Regions from separate parts of the Homo sapiens genome. Here region 2 is linked to region 1. A link is a loop called in an ENCODE intact Hi-C map of the cell type or tissue named here. Cell type or tissue: endothelial cell of umbilical vein. All regions are shown on one strand. Each heading gives the region's core, and the rest is flanking DNA. Links, peaks and the distances in the headings are about the cores only. Region 1 overlaps GLI2 (GLI family zinc finger 2). Region 2 holds the start of LOC124906073 (a long non-coding RNA gene).

Region 1 (8,333 bases), core at 78-8,077:
TATCCAAAAAAAAAAAAAAAAAAAGAATATTTATGGTGTCCATAGAGTAGAAACCCCTAATAAGTCATAATGCCCTTCCCCATCTCTGAGCAGATGTGACAAGGGTCCCGGTGCTATGGTAATGAAGAGAACTTTTCCTCCATTCCCAGTATAAGGGACATTGAGATGTATCAGATAGAAACTCATATAAGGCATCCACCGATGCTCCCTCCTTCAGCCATCCAGGTCTGATCTAGGGATACGATGTAGTTCAGACACATCACCCCACTCATATGGCCTTGACATACACAGGGTTTGGGCTCCACCCAGCCCAGCTCTGCAGCTGTCTCTGGAATCCACGGCGGAGCTGCTCACCACCCAGGGCAGAGTTCTCCATGCACAGATGTGTACTCTGTGCAAACTCACTGCTTGACAGAGTGAGGATGCAGGAACTGATGAAAGCCATGGCTTTGCAGGAAAGATCTTCTATAAATTAATCCCTGCTGGCCACTCACCCCTATTCCCAGATGACCAATCCCCAGGAGGCTTAGGCTGGCTACTACAAGCTCTGGTGGTTCCCACCATTCTTTCCCTAGTGTCTGTGTCCATGCTGCCCGCAGAAAATAAGCAGGGGAGGGAACTTGCAAGGTGGTCTGGGAGTTCAGGTGAACACTATTGTGAATTCCGTTTAAAAGGAGGGCTCCCACTCTCCTTGTCTGCATCAGCCACATATCCCATGGCTGCAGCAATAACTCCCCTCTTGGGAAAGTCAGCAGCAGGAGAAGCCCAAGGCAGAAGGGATGTGACCAGGTCCCAGCCTATGACATCTCATGAAGGCTCCTCCTGTGTGCTGCAAGGCAGCAGCAGTGCAGAGGATGGGGTCTCCTCTACAATTCAATTATTTTACACCAAACCCAGTACTACTTCCCTCCAGGAAAGGGGGCGCATGGATGGCCTGGACAAAGCTGCAAGGAGGGCAAGGCTGGGCAGGGTACTGCATCTTCAGGCTGCTTCTGGGCTCTGCCAGGAAGCACAGGCTCAGGAGAACAGAGTGGGGCCTGAATGCACACATGTGCCATCTCGGGGCCCTGGGCCAGGTCTGAGTTGTCAAACAAGAACAGATGCACCACTGGCTACATGGTCGTCAATGACTCCCCAGTCTCAACAGAGAGAAAGAAAGTGAGAGTGATTGCTACTTTCCATTCCACGCTTAATGTACAATTTGATCAGTTAAACCACTTAATCCTATATGAAACAGGAATGTGAAGACACCTTATGAAATGAAAAATGTTAACCTCATGGGTAAGGATGGCGATCAGCACCGTCATTCTGGTGATGAACCCCAGAAGGCCAGCGCCCTCCCAACACCAATGATGCTGGATGTCAGCTTGCTGTTTGCATGGCTAAGGTCGCTTCTGGCCATTTATTCTGGGCTTGTCACAAATCCCATGGAGCAAGACTCTGCTCTCTCCTATTCCTGTGGAGATCCCAGGCCCAATCCCCAGGGAAGTTGTACCTAAAGGCTTCCCAGAAGATACCAGAAACGACGACACCAGCTTCAAAGAAGAGGCTGGATGCTCCCTCCTTCAACCATCCAGGTCTGATCTAGGGATACGATGTAGTTCAGACACATTGTCCCACTAATATGGCCTTGACATACACAGGCTTTGGGCCCCATCAAGCCTGGCTCCACAGCTGTCTCTGGAATCCACGGCGGAGCTGCTCACCACCCAGGGCAGAGTTCTCCATCCACAGTTGGAAGTCACAACCACACACCCTGCTGCAGGTCAAGGCTTCCCCTACTCGCTCAATGTAAGAGGACGCTGCTCATGGGCTCTGGAGGCCACAGAGAACAAGAGGCATAATTCCTGCCCACAGGGAGTGCCCCGGGGCGCTGCTGTGTAAGCCACTGCCACAGCTGGAGAGCCTGACCCTGCGGGATTCAGCGAGGCCCACGCAGCACAAACTGCCCAAGTGGCCTCAAAGTCAGGAAAAGATTTCCATGAGGTCTGGAGCAGCCAGGAAGGCTCATTGGAAGAGGCCAGACCTGGCAGAGCCAGAAGGAAGGGGGAGGATGGCAGGCTCTTCAGGCTCAGGGCAGTGCGGACAGTGAGCCCAGGATGCCCAATTGTGCCCTGGCACTGAACCGAGTGAAGTGTAAGCCCCGGTGCAAAGCATGTGGCCTCTCCTATACATACAGGATGAGGAACATCTCTTGCTGGCGTCCTCGAGAGGAACACATGATGTAATACACATAGTAAGAGGTACATGATGAAGCACCCACTAAGCCCTGATATCGGGGTTTCTCAGGCTGTTGCTGGGCCCTGTTGCCAGAGCTCCTGCCTCAGTGAGCCTGGGCATGTCTAACAGGTTCCCAGTGATGCAGATGCTGCTGCTCCAGGGACCACCCCGGGAGGGAGACTCACAGGCCCTTTGGCATTTCCACACTTGCTGTGGCTCCATAGTTCCCAGTTGCACAGTAAGGAAGGGGAAATCATTTATCATGTCCATGCGCCTACTAGGCATTGTACTAACTGGAGAAACTCAACACAGAAGATCAGAGAGGCGGGAGTGGGGGAGACATTTGAATCCTGGTGACCATTTACCAGTGCTTCTGAGCAGCAGCTGCAAGGGGTCTGGGTGCCACTGGGAATGCAGGTTTGGAAGGCATCCAGGGGTCTGTGCTTTTCGATGGTACATGAATGAAAGTGCACACCAGGGCTGGGAGAGGCTGCCAGGGACTTTCTCCCCTTGCTAGGGAGCCTTGGTCTGTTCTGAGATCCTGACACTTTCAAAGGCCAGCCCTTCAGCCACGTGAGCCCAGGTGACCAGGTGTTCGTTCGCAAATGAGGACGAAGTCACTGGCCTAAGCATCAGAGGTAGGAAGCACCAAAAGAGCACGAATCATGGAAAACCTCCTTCCCCAGGGCCTTATGCAAATGGCACCATGATTTTCAATAATAAGCCACAGGACAGGAGAATTCCAGAGGCCCTCCTGATGCCCAGCCACCACCCCACAGGAAGCATTTAATAAGAATAATATCCTGAATGGCCACTCCACAACGTGCAACTAAAAAGTGCTTCTGTCTCACTTGGGGGAAAAACGTGGGGGGAGGAATTAAAATCAGACAGGAAATTCCAACACCACGAGCTGGCTGGTGTCCGGCTGGCTGAGGCCCAGGCCACTCACGCAATCAGGCCTGCCCTGCAGACACAGCCTAGCAGGACCCGTGGCCTCTGCTGGGTCCGCCCACGCACACTGCCCACCCCAGGCTGAGGTGTTACTTGACAAATTAGCTGCCGAAAGAGAGAGTGTGCTGGGCTGGGGCCAGCACAGCCACTCCACACCAGGCACAGAGTTCTGAGACTGGTCTCCTGGTGAGGGCAGGTAGGGATGCAGAGGGACCTGCACATTCCAGGGTGAGGAGTGTGCTCCAGCCAACGCCACGGGAGAGGCCAGCCCCGTGCCATTTGGGTCTGGCCGCTCGGGAGCCAGGCAGTCATGGGATCTGTTCCCTGCAACAGTGGCCTTGAAGTGACAGGAGACAGGCCACAAGAGGCGGCATAGTGTCCTGTTGGACAGAGCTGAGGCTGCCGCCAGTGCCACAGCCAAGTCTGGCTTGATTGCTGACTCACCGAACCTTCCTGTGCCTCGGTGTCCTTATCTGTAAAATGAGGATAGGGACAGGACCCATGTCAGAGGGAGACTGTGAAGTGGAGAAGAGCTAGTGCAGGGCCAGGCACGCAGTAGGGCCCCGAAGGGTGCCGGTGTGGCCATCCCTACAGACCCCTCTGCTGGGCTCCTGCCCCTTTAGCAAGGGGTGGGAGACTGGGGTGAGCTCCAGAGGGACACCTGGGAGATCCCCGCCATCACAAGGAATGGGAGGGGCTGCCTGTCTGTCTGGGTAGACATGTAGAGTCCCACATTAGAGAATTTTAGGGCTGGAAGAAACAATAGGGCTGGTCAAGCTTGCTTAAGGTTGAAAACTCTGTCTTGGTCACAGAAGGTTTCTAAAAAAGTAGTGTGCAGCCTCCCCACTGCAAAATGCAATAGATTTGAAGCCCAGAGGACCATGGCTCCCAGGGACCCTGGCACCTTGCAGAATCCAATGCAGAAAGCAGGAATCCAGCCCAGGAGCTGGAGGAGACGGTGCCCAGGCCCTAGTGCTCCTTCCACCTGTCACAGGCCAGGGCTAGGCCAGGTGGCCTGGGATGGATTCAGGCTTTCCCCTAAAATCTTGCTGCCCCTTGACATACTCATTTGACAGTATACACTGGCGACCCCGTCAGCTGGCAGGGACCTTGTCGGCTAGCTATTGCAATGCTGACTGGTCCCCGGCAAGAAGCCCACTTGTCGCAGGTGATTCTCCCTTTCAGGAGGATGACCATGCCATTCCTCTGTCTGGTCCCCACGGGTCGTGAAGGTGTCACTTGCCATTCTGTGTACTTAACTAGCATCCAGCCCCTTCCCTGCAGAGCCCAACAAGAGGTTTCTTGATCTGGCTTATAGGTCCTGCCTTGCGTCCTGCCGAGAGCATCAAGTCCCAGCTTTGCACTCTGCCATAGCTCTTGAGACGACAGTAAGGCCACCACATTTGGTCTCCACCAGGCCCTGGTGATGGTTTCCCAGGCTGAGCCAAGGCACCTCTTTATTCCAGGCTGCATTCTGAGGCAGGGCCTGCCACAGACAATCAATGACCTTTAAAACCGGGCAGCGGAATCAGCCACCTGGACAAGCAAACGAGCACTGGGGCTGGACTTACTGTCTTTCTGCAATCAACAGGGGAATGACAAAATGCTCTCCATTCTTTCATCCAAGCAGGTCCCGTAAGGGCCACTTTCTGGGAGCCTCTTGTCAGTCCCAATAATTATGTTACTCAAAGGGATCCTTTACAATTCTCTCTACCTTGGACTAGAATCTTCCCTAGGTGTCCACTCATCCAATGCAGCCCTGGCCAACAGAAATACAATGTGGGCCACATATGTTATTGTAAATTTTCTAGGAGCCACATTTAAAAAAAACTAAAAAGAAACAGGTGATTATTTTAATAACACAATTTAATTGAACCAGTACGTCAAAAATACTATCACTTCAACATGGAACCAGTAAAAAAATTGTTAATGAGATGTGTTACATGCTTTTATTCCTACTACGTCTTCAAAACCTGGTACCTATCTTGCACTCACAGCACATCTCAATTAGGATAGCCACATTGCAAGCACTCAGCCACACACAGCTCGCGGCTACCCTACTGAACAGCTCAGGCCTAACTCGTTATCATTATTGACTTTCCACTGCTTCAGAATTCTAGTCTAGCTTAGTAAAAGTCCCATCAATACACAAAATATGGTGATGAGAATTCTCCCCAAACCTCAGTCCTTCCTCACCTTTGAATCTTAGCTTCCTACAGACTTCTATTTGGTCGCTTACATTTACTGATGAAAACACAGTTATTTTTCTTCCCTCCTTTCCTCCCTCCCTTCCATTCATTTAACTCACAAACGTTCCCAGAATCGTAGGAGGGTTACTTGCGATTCTGTGGGTGAGGCCGGTGCCCCGCCCAAGGGATTAAGTCAGCCTGTGCCTCTCTCCCCACCCTTCCACACCCTTGACCTCTCCGCGCAGAGCTGGTCGACAGCACCTCCCTTGTTCTGCCCTGGATTGCTGCCCGCTGCGTTCTTGATAAGCTTGGAGTGTTCCCAGACACGGGAGTGGGTGTGTGGACTCCCGAGATCTTCGACAAATAAGAGGGTCCGCAGAAAGCAAAGCCCATGCCGGGGTCATGAGGGGCAGTGCGGCAGGACCGTGGAGAAACACCGGGCAAGCCGTGTTACACTTTCGGACGCCTGGCTCCCTGCCCGTGTGATTCTGGACCCAGTTAACTGAATGATGGTTGGAGCACATGCCATTCCCACCACCCTCCCCACTCTCCCCACCAACGACCACTGTGGCGCATGGAAACAGTATTTCTCTTTGCTGGGATACGGTGTCCACCAGCAGGACTGGAGGCCAGTCCATGAATCCGTGGGAAGAGCCTGCTCCCCTATTTTGTTGGTTCAGAAACTGAGACACAGAATATGTGGTCTCATGACCCAACCCTCCAGCCCTGAGCGGTGCCCAGAATCTTATTTCCTAGAATAAGACTGTAGAAGAAAGGGAGGAGGAAAACATGCCAAAGCCTTCCTGACATCAAAAAAAAAAAAAAAAACCTCTTGCAAAACAATATTTTGATGAGCTAAGCATGTGAATTAAAAGCAGACAGAGTCTACTTCTTTTTAAATAAACAGGGTTTAAGATCTAGGGGAAAACTCCCAAATACAATGTGTTTCGGGGCCGGAGAAACCAGAGCTGCCCTTCCACAAACCCAAGAGCAGCCTGGCCTGTGCACTCTCATCCGAGGCGTTTGTGGGCAAAGGCCCTGCTTTGTGGGTCCAGTCACACCTCAGTAGGGGGACCAGGAGGAGGGTCTGAGTGACTGACAGGTGGTCCCCAGGTCCTGCCATTGCCAGCAGAATGGAGTCAAGAGCCCCAGCCTGGCACTCAGGACCTCCAGATCCTGCCCCACAGACTCTCCCAGCCCCAGGGTCAAATGACAGCCTTGCAGACCCCATGCCTCCTAGGCTCCACCCTGCCTAGAAAGCCCCTCCCCACCACACCCCCTCATCCTCATCATGCCAACTCAGCCTGCCCTCAGCAACCCCAGTCCACACGAGCCTGCCTCCAGGAAGCTTCCTGGACCTTTCTTCTGCCACCCCCCTCCACCGCAGGCAGACGATACTCCCTCCACACCATTTCCTCTGAGTCAACGACCAGCCCAGCGAGTGGCATGGAGGAGGTGAGGAGTATGTGCCCAGTGAGTGAATGAATGAATACATGAATGAGTGAATCCTCCCACTATTGGAAAACAGAACCCGAGGATAACAAGGGTGGCCAGTAGCTACCGACTGTCAGTCTAAATTAATTTAGGACCGAGGAGAGAAAGCCATGCTGCTCGGGGCCGCAGTAGGAGACAGAGCAGTTTCTAGGAGTCAGCCACGCACTGGCCCTTCCTTGGAGACTGGAAACCGCAGTGGTTCTAACAGCCAGTGCACAGGGCTTCCTTCACACTGGAGCCTTCCTGAGCATGTTGCATTTGTTAACTCATTTCATCCTCATAGCAATTGATGAAGGTATTGTTACTATTATCTCCACTTTAGAGATGAGGAAACTGAGGCACAGGAGCGTTCAGTAACTTGCCCTGGTTCAGTCAAATGGCTAATCTGTGTCACAGCCAGACCTCATGCCCATTTCTCTGAAATTCCAGACATGGGTGGGGTAGGGTAGGGCGGTATGAGCTCTTCTTGGACCAGGAAGAAGAAATGAGGCCGGGGGAAGGCCCAGGTCCCAGTCTTTGCCCGACTCATCCCCTGTTCTCCTGGGTGCCCACTCCCCCTCAGGGCAGCCTGGGCCAGGCATTGGTGTAATAAGGGTCACAGGTGTGTGATGGAGGAGGGAGCAGTACTCTGTGACCCAGGCCCTGGTAAGGAGGTGGAGCACCAACAAACTCCAGGAAACACAAGGCCAGCCTTGGTATTTTCACTTCATTCGTGGTCTTTCCAAAAGGAAATGTAACCCCTTAAAACAGAATGGGTCTGCCATGCAGCGGCATCTAAGTGCTGCCCAGGTACCCAGCGAAGTCAGAGGCAAGTCCGGGAGGGACCCAGGGGAGGGGAGTTATCTGTTTCCCCAGCTGTGTTCCTGGTGGCTGCTAATAACCCCCATGTATCATTCTGCCTGGCTCCGAAAACATTCTGACTGGCGTTAAAAATGGGCCCCTCTTCTGCCCGTGGCTTGGCGCCCCTGCAACACGTGTGGGATGCTGGTTGTTAGCATGCTGCTTGTGTAATTAGGGCGGCGAGGATGGCAAAGGGCCCACCCCGGGTCCCCAAGAGTGATTGCAGTTCAGAAAAAGCACCCACTTGGTTCTGCGCTGATTAATGATGGACCCCGCTAATAGCCCTGCTTAACACAGGAGTTTGTCAAGATTAAGTAATTGCCTGAAACAAAAAGTGTATTATCTTTAAGGCCCCACTGATGAATGACTGCTGCTAGGAAATGGGGTGATGGATGTCTGTGACTCCCTGCCACCATCCCTCCCCCATTTGCATAAATTAAAATGCATCCCTTGATTAGGCAAGAAGCCCTGACAGACCGTGCCAAGGGACCAGGTGGCTGAGGGCCCTGCTGTCACCCCTGGCTCAGGCCTGCTGACCACCGGGAGGCCCCAAACGGCTTGTTAGCATTATAAGTTGTGGGATGGACATAGGCCTCATGGGCAGGGGTGGACCAGATGCCCCAGGGGGATCAAGGTTGG
Region 2 (8,333 bases), core at 38-8,037, 190 kb after region 1:
TTTTTATTTTATAAAAATAATGTAATTATTTTTTAAAAAGTAATCCCCAAAAGTGAAAGTAAAATGAAACAAATGAGCATAAATATGTGTCTAGTTAGTAGATACAAAGGGACAAAAATTCTATGTGACTATCAAACGTACTAATTTGACTGCACATGACTGTGGATATGCTTTTAGGACAAAAGGAACTGGTTATGTGGAAAACAAACTGTTTTCAGTAATTATATTGTTGGTAGAGTGTTGATATTGTTCTCAGATAATGAATATATAGTATGAAATCATGCAAATTAGTAATTATGTTAGTATGATGGATAATTAGAATTGTTCAGCATGGGAGAGAGGAGAAAGAGAAGTAAAATTAATAAAGTTAAACTCTATGGTTCTAAATTTGAATTGGAAACATCATTATGAACTCATGAGTATTTTATCTTTTTTTAAAATTATGTTTCTTAGCCCTGTCCACTGAAAAGTCTTAAAAACAATGATCAACCCAATAGCAGTGAGCACCCTGAGAGTCTAGATTTGGTTTCTAAATACCATTTCTCACTATAAAGAACCAGAACTCCTTGGAGAAATGATTGATTCTAGGTTTGGGAAGAAAATGCCCAAGAGGAGCCTGCTATGTACCCATGTCTGTGTCCATTACCAATGTGACAGTATTTGGTAATGGAGCTTTTGAGAGGTAATTGGGTTTAGATGAGGGATTCACGATGGGATTAGTGCCCTTACTAGAAAACCAAGAGATTTTCTCTCTCCCTCTCTCTCTCCCTGCTCCCCCTCTCCATCTCTCTCCATGCATAAGCACCAAGGAAAGTCCATGTGTGCACACAGCAAGAAGGCAGCTGTGTACAAGCCAGGGAGGGGACCTCAGCAGGAACCACATCTGCTAGTACCTGGATCTTGCACTTCCCAGCCTCTAGAATGGTGAGAAATAAATTTCTGTTGTTTAAGCCACCATCCTGTGGTTTTTTGTTACAGCAGCCCGAGGTGACTAAGACAAAACCTGATATTGTCATACCAGAAAGGAAGGCAGCTATCAAAGACAACTAGAGTTGTGTCAGAGGACTCAGGGCCAATTAAAAAGGCTTCCCTGACCAAATGTGGGACACGTGAGTTTGCCAATGGATTGTACACATCACATATCTTTAGATCCATGCACATAGAAAGCCACTTGGAAAAAAGTTCATCTCAGTGGTTTCCTTGGACCTGTGCTTTTCATTACCCACTAGCCATGCATGACTACGGAGCCCTTCAAATGTGGCTAGCCCAGCTGAAGAACCATATTTAAAATTTTAGATGTAAAAGAAAATCTTTTAAGTGTGTTTGGAACAACCTGGGTATGTGACTTTACATTTTCCACTATAAATTTTGTGAAATCTGAATGCAAGTCAACTATTTCTGATGAACATTTAAGATCTGAATTGAGTGTAAAATACACACTGGATTTTGAAGGTTGAATACAAAAAAAAAAGATGGAAAATTGCATTTTTTTAATGTTGACTACATGTTAGAATGATAGTACTTTGGAAATACTGGGTTAAAAATATATCATTAAAATTAATTTCAGCTGTTTTTCATTTTCTCATAAGGCAACTAGAAAATTTTAAATTACGTATGTGGCTGGCATTATATTTCTGTTGCATAATGTTGTCTTAGAGGATGCTATCATGATTTGATAAGTAAGAAATAAAGTGGAAAAATCAAATGTTTGTCTTGATTTTCCTATACTAACTGTACCTCAGAGTAACCAAATAGTTAATAAAGGTAAGTTTCTTCTTTTAGAAGAAGTATTCTAGTTAATAAATGAGGAGGGAATGACAGGATCAGACATTTTGCAACTCCTAATGGCTTGATGGATCTGGGCTGCCAGTACCCCCCAAACAGGGACCTGTGAATCTCCTGATGGAAGGAGACGGCACACCTATGAAGTATTCTTGTTGAAAAAAAAGCAAACTTGTTTCTGGTCATCCTGTGGAGACTTTTAATCTAACTGCAGTTTAGTAGAAGTTTAGGGGATAGAAGAACGTGTTAAACACTACCACAGAGACACAGTACAGTCTCCTCAATAAATAAATTTCAAGGGCATAAAAAGCAGTTGGAGGCAAAGCTAAAAATTTAGAGATTTAAAAGACATAACAACCAATTGCATTGATGAATCTCATTTAAACTAAATGAACTGAAGAAAAAAAAAGTATAAGGCAATAGGGCAATTTGTTCGCTGACTGGAGGGTTGTTGACAATAAAGAATTATTGTTGATTCTTTAGATGTTGCCATTGCTATGGTGTGGATATCTGACCCTCCAACTCTCATGTTGAAACTCGATCCCCATGGAAAAACAAAGTCAGTGGAAAAATTAAAAACAGAAAGAAAGAGAGAAAGAGAAAGGAAAAGAAAAGAAAAAAGTTCATTCCTCAGTGTTGGAGGTGAGGCCTAGTGTGAGGTGTTTGGGTGTCATGGGGGTGGATCCCTTGTGAATGGCTTGGAACCCTCCTGAAGATAATGACTGTGTTGTCTGTTAGTTCCCAAGAGCCTGGCACCTTCCCCATCTCTCTCTTGCTTCCTCTCTCACCATGGGATGGGATCTCTGTCCACGCTGGCTCATCTTCCCTTCCACCATAAATGGAAGCAGCTTGAGGCCCTCACCAGATGCAGATGCTGGTGCCATGCTTCTTGTACAGCCTGCAGAACCATGAGCCAAATGAACTTCTTTTCCTTGTAAATTACCCAGCCTCAGGTTTTCTTCTACAGCAACATAAAAACAAAGACAGTCATATATTTGGGTGGTTTTTTTTTAAGAGTCCTTATCTTCTAGCCATACATATTGAAATATTTATGAGTGAAATTATATAATGTCTGGGATTGGCTTCCAGATGATCTTGGATGGAGTGAGTGGTGGAGATACAGATAAAATAAGATCAGCCATGAGTTGATGATTGATTCAGAGTGATGGGTTCATGCAGTGTATTGTGCCTGACCTGTTTGAAATTTTCAATAATAAAAGTTTTTTTTAATTCCAAAAATATATATAAATAAATAAATAATGAAAATGGGTGAGTCAGATTTTAAAAAAGGAGTTCCGGATTAATATATAATAATATATAATATATATATAATTATATATATATTATATATATAATTATAAATATATATATAATTATATATAATTATATATATTATATAATATATATATAATATATATATAATTATATATATAATTATATAATATATATATAATTATATATATTATATATATAATTATATAATATATAATATATATAATTACATAATTATATATAATATATAATAAGGAGTTCTAAATTCTTTAGAAGGCATGCAAGGGACTTCAGGATGGGGTCCTGTGCTGCTGTCTCATGTAGCACACTGTGATTCCCCTGTCCCCACACCTTTGAACTGGTGCTGCCTCTCTCTGAAAGGCCCTTCACCCTCTTTTCTACTGGAGAGTTCCTATGCAGTCTTCAAAACCCTGCTCAATGTTCATCTCTTCTGGGATGCTTTCCCTGACTCCTCCAGACAAAGTGAGGCAGTCCCTCACTCTGTCTCTTTAGGGAGTTTGCAGCAGCTGTGACAATGTGTTGTTGACCTGTGGAGGTCCCACCCCTACCGTGCTGCCTTCACTTGCTCTCTGAAAGCAAGATCCTGTTAAGAGCTCTGCTGAGGTCTCTAGCTTAGAGGACAGTGCTTACCCCTCAGAAGGTTCTCCGTGCAAGCTGAGTGAGTAAACAGGTATTCCACTCTGACCAGCCCCTCAGTCCTGACTGCAGGGCACTGCAGCTTTCCACTTCCTTCGGTGCTTTGTTTAACACATCCAGCCCTGCTACATCTCGCCTGACTCCAGTCTAGAAACCTTCATTTCCTCACAGCCTGGCTGTTAGGAGTATTGGATACACAGGCATGACCACAGTTTGAAATTCCAAAGACAGGGAACAGTATCTTTTTATAGCATGTTCAGAGGGACAGAGGCAGTGCTGGGGCCAGTGGTTCCCAAGGGCAGGAACATTGTCTCGTTTATCTTTGTTGTGTCATTTCCTGGATGACCCCCAGTGGGTTCTCCCTGAGGAATGTTAAGCCAGACATTGAGGAAAGAGAGAATCACCCGATTCTGACGTCGCACCATTCTAAACAATACTAATGATCTTCAGCACCAAGGGGACTGAACAAATAGGAGTAAGAGGAAAGTGGCCTCATCGTGGCTGAGAAGGTCATCAGAGAATTGAGCCAAGATGAATAATATCTTTTCCTCACATCCGGATAAATCACAGTCCAGAGTACCATGAAAACTTGTGGGCAGGGATGCAGAATTGCTCCCTACAACTCTCTAGGAAGTGCGAAGCCTGGGAGAGGGGCCAGAAGATGGAATAAATGTCTGGGAGAAATGCTCTCTGCTTCTTCAAACGAGGCAAAGATGCAGACTGAGAACAGATAACCAGATTGCTTGATGGTAGATCCTGACGCGAGTCCCGGATGGCGGATGGTGTATGAGCCCCACCCAGAGCCCCTCACCCGGGGGGCGGGCAGGAGCAGGAGAGACACGGTTGGTGGATTTGTAGCTGGAGATAGTCCAACAACTGTAGGTGGGTGAGGTCTGGGCAAGGAATTGCTGCCCCGGGGAGCCAGGCAGGAGTGTCACCTGACTGCTCAGCCCTGCCCTGTTCTGCAGTTTTGCTAGTGACTTACATGAAGACAGAGCAAGGCTGCTGATCATACATGGGGATGACACAAAGCTGGAATTTAATTCTTGGGATGTAGAATCAAGATTTGCAAAGATAAAGACCCATCACCCTAGAAGAATGAGAAGAAACTGGCAAAATAAAATCTAAAATTCTGAGCCTCACGCAACCCACTCTATAAGGAAAGAATGGAGAGCTCTGGCTAAACACCATGCTTGTGCAGGTAGCAGGTCGGGGGAGAAAAAACCGAGTGTCCTCAGTTCAACCCAGACTTTTAAACACTGTCACGAAAGCTGGTGGGCTGCACTTTAGAGCAGCGTCCCAAACATGTTTTCGTGGGCCACCTCCATGATGCTTGCCGTGACTGCAGACCACCTGTGCTCTTGGTAACCTTTGTTTATTCATTTATTTATTTATTTACTTTATTTGATTTTTGAGACGGAGTTTCGCTCTTGTCACCCAGGCTGGAGTGCAATGGCACTATCTCGGCTCACTGCAACCTCTGCCTCCCAGGTTCAAGAGAGTCTCCTGCCTCAACCTCCTGAGTAGCTGAGATTACAGGTGCCCACAGGCTAATTTTTGTATTTTTAGTAGAAATGGGATTTCACCATGTTGGCCAGGCTGGTCTCGAACTCCTGACCTCAAGTGATCTGCCCGCCTCAGCCTCCCAAAGTGCTGGGACTACAGATGTGAGCCACCAAGCCCAGCCTCCTCGTAACCTTTAGGTCAACTCAATTCCTTGTAAAGGAAACTCTAGGTAAGGCCAGAATGCTTGCCATAAATAGGAGGCATGCAGACATCCAAGGGCCAAACTACTGCTTTTAAAGCATTTGTCTGTGGACACCTACAGGTCGTCTCCCCTGCCACCTGTGGTTTGTGTGCTCTCTCTAGGGAAACAGAGGCCCAACCCAGGGGAGTAAGTGCCTGCTCCTCTCTGCCCATCAGACCAACCCCAGGGCCTTGTGTTCAGGGAAGGGCTGCATTCCAAGAGGAGGGTAACAAACTGGAAGTGCCCTGACACTGATTGGAAGAGAATGGCTCGGAACTCTGAGCCATGGCCAGCAGTGGAACGAACTGGAACAGAAAGACCGACAAGTGATCTTGAGCAGGCCACTTTGGTTACCAGCATCTGGTCACTTCACCCACTCAAACCTGAAGCTCTTCATCAGAAAAACCAGAGGGAGAGGGACCTACCTTGTGCAGAGAGTTGGACAGGCCCTGCAGACCCCTGCCTGTCTCTCTTCACATGGTGCATCCAGGCTCCACCTCTCCTCCTCTTGGTGCCTCTGATAGGGACAGATGGCAGTGGGGTGCGAGCCCTGGGCTAGGCTCACCAGAGCTCTGATGCTAATTCACTGTGCACTCCGATGATGTGTCCCCACCCTCAGGGCCTCGGTGTCCTCATCCGTAACACCACAAGTTGGGTGGGACAATTCACGGGCTGCTGGCTGTCTGAAGCCTGAATCTGGCCCACAGATGTGTTTTGGTTGGCCTGAATAACACTGAATAATTGTATTTTATTAAAAAAAACTTTCTTAGAGATAGAGTCTTGCTCTGTCACCCAGGCTGGCATGCAGGCATCATCACAGCTCACTACAGCCTCAAACTCCTGGACTCAAGCAATCCTCCCACCTCTCTAGTAATTGGGACTACAGGCACACATCACCTTGCCTGGCTTCTATTTTTAATTTCTTGACAACATTCAAAAACCAGGAATAAACACATACACAGATTTCTTTATTCCCCTGAAAAACTCAAAAGCTCTGGTCACCCCAGGCCTGCCTCTTGGCATAGCACCGCCCAGCTGGCCCTGAAAAGTGCCCGCCCCTGTAGAAAGAGCCAGAATGCCTACCTGCAAAGCTACTCAGCCAGTGCCTTGCCCAGCCCTCGCCTGGCATGGGGCTCCTCCTGGGACCAGCAGGACGCACTTGGAGGGCTGCTATGCACTGTACAGAGTCAGTACTCCACGTGCCCTTTGGAACCGTCCCTTTCTGGCCCTAAGGACGTGGCCAGGCCTGGACTCTACTTCTCTCAGGCTCCCATTTCCAAAGTGCCAAAAGTGACTGGGGGGGCTTTTATTGTAAATTTCAAGACATCAGAGGACACTGCTAAAGTATGTGAAAGAAATTTTCAACTTTTTGGATTAAAAACTATTTTCCTTGGACAGAGTCAGCAAGTCTCATTGCTCTTGTTAACTGGTCCCTACAGAACCTCCTCGCTGATGTGGCAGAGCTGGGTCTCTTGCCTTGGTCTGCAGTTTTTAAGTAACTGAGACAACCTTCTATTCTTTCCGCGTCTTTGCATTTCACATGTCTCTTTTGCCTAGTTCTGGAAAAGACGGATGCCTCCATGACCTGGGAGCCGCGTCTAGAGCCTGTCTCTGACATCCCACCAGGAGCCCTTTGTAATCAGGGTCTTCTTAACTCCATGGGGGCGTGAACAGGACCCTGGGCTCCCTTCATACACCCTGTGGTCGTGTTGCTTCATTCACTCACGCCATGAGGTTTCCTGAGCCCCCCCACGGTGTGCCTTCCCTGGGCTGCTCACCACTGTATCCCAGCACCAGGGTGGGTGCTGGCACCCCACGGAGGCCCTCTGGAGGTTGGTGGGATACATGAAGAAGCTGGGCCTTGGCAGGGGCTGTGGGCAGGCTGAGGTGCAACTTCTGCTCTCATGGGCAACCAGCTATCGGCCTGGCAAAGTGCCTGCTGTTTAGACATTATATCGGGTCAGCCAGCAGTCTTAGAAGTGTGACCAGAGCCTTCCAGACCCATCCTGGAATGCGGTGGCACAGAGGAGAGGGGCCCTTTGAATCTCCAGAGCAGCCTGTGGTGGGGGGACCATATGATATATCACCCAAATTGGGACACGGCATGAAGGATGATGCCAGGAGAACATTTGCAAATGGAACTGTTCCAGAAGACCTGGGATGAGTAAGTCACAAGAACTTTAAAATGGGTCGTACTCTTAGGTCCAACAATCCTACCTCCAAGAAATGCATCCTAAACCAGGGAATGTTTTACGAAGAATATGTCCATCAAAGTATCATTTACAGCTGGGTGCAGCGGCTCACACCTGTGATCCCAGCACTTTGGGAGGCTGAGGTGGGAGGATTGCTTGAGGCCAGGAGTTCAAGACCAGCCTGGGCAACATGGTGAGACCCTGTCTCTACAAAGAATGCAAAAATCAGCCAGGTGTGGTGGCATGCAGCTGTAGTCCCAGCTACTCAGGGGGCTGAGGCAAGAGGATTGCTTGAACCCAGGAGTTTGAGGCTGGAGTGAGCCATGAGCATGCCACTGCACTCCAGCCTGGGCAACAGAGCAAGACCTAAGGGTCCCACCACAGGAGAGTCATTCAGTCAGCTAGAGTATAGCCATCTGCACAACAGAATAGTAGGTAGCCATTTTAAAAGGTTTTACAAATAATTTATTTCAATGTGTCAAGGTAGGTATGATACAATGCTATGTGAAAAAACACCAAAATACAACTTGATTACATGTGATTACAACTCTAGTCTCAAAAAGCCAACCCATGCATAGAGTAAGAGACTCGAAGGAAATTCAGCAATATGCTAACAGTGGTTGTTTTGGGGGCTGGAAAATGTTTTCTTGCTTTTTTTTTTTTTTGTATTTTCTAAACTTTCA

Evidence for each region. A loop is a pair of places that touch in the nucleus more often than their neighbours do. Peaks named below come from ENCODE experiments on the same cell type or tissue, not always from the same donor. Only the 100,000 strongest peaks of a DNase experiment are listed, where the experiment ranks them.
Region 2: it touches region 1 in a loop (8-fold over the local background); 12 of 110 quality-filtered maps call a loop at or near these places.

The regions. Positions count from the first base shown.
Region 1 is chr2:120,910,130-120,918,462 of GRCh38, reverse strand. The region is part of intron 2 of GLI2 (GLI family zinc finger 2); the gene reads right to left. Among named protein-coding and RNA genes, the nearest start is that of GLI2, 180 kb to the right of the region's middle. RefSeq lists enhancers at 2,373-3,146, 3,147-3,920, 6,212-7,155. In endothelial cell of umbilical vein, for the core only: no CTCF peak of the experiment used is centred there; a DNase peak (open chromatin) is centred at 3,122; H3K27ac peaks cover 230 bases; H3K27me3 peaks cover 4,629 bases.
Region 2 is chr2:120,718,618-120,726,950 of GRCh38, reverse strand. LOC124906073 (a long non-coding RNA gene) reads right to left here and starts at 3,932. Exons shown (of 3, transcript XR_007087219.1): 1 at 3,706-3,932; 2 at 2,571-2,743. In endothelial cell of umbilical vein, for the core only: no CTCF peak of the experiment used is centred there; a DNase peak (open chromatin) is centred at 4,080; H3K27ac peaks cover 1,044 bases; H3K27me3 peaks cover 276 bases.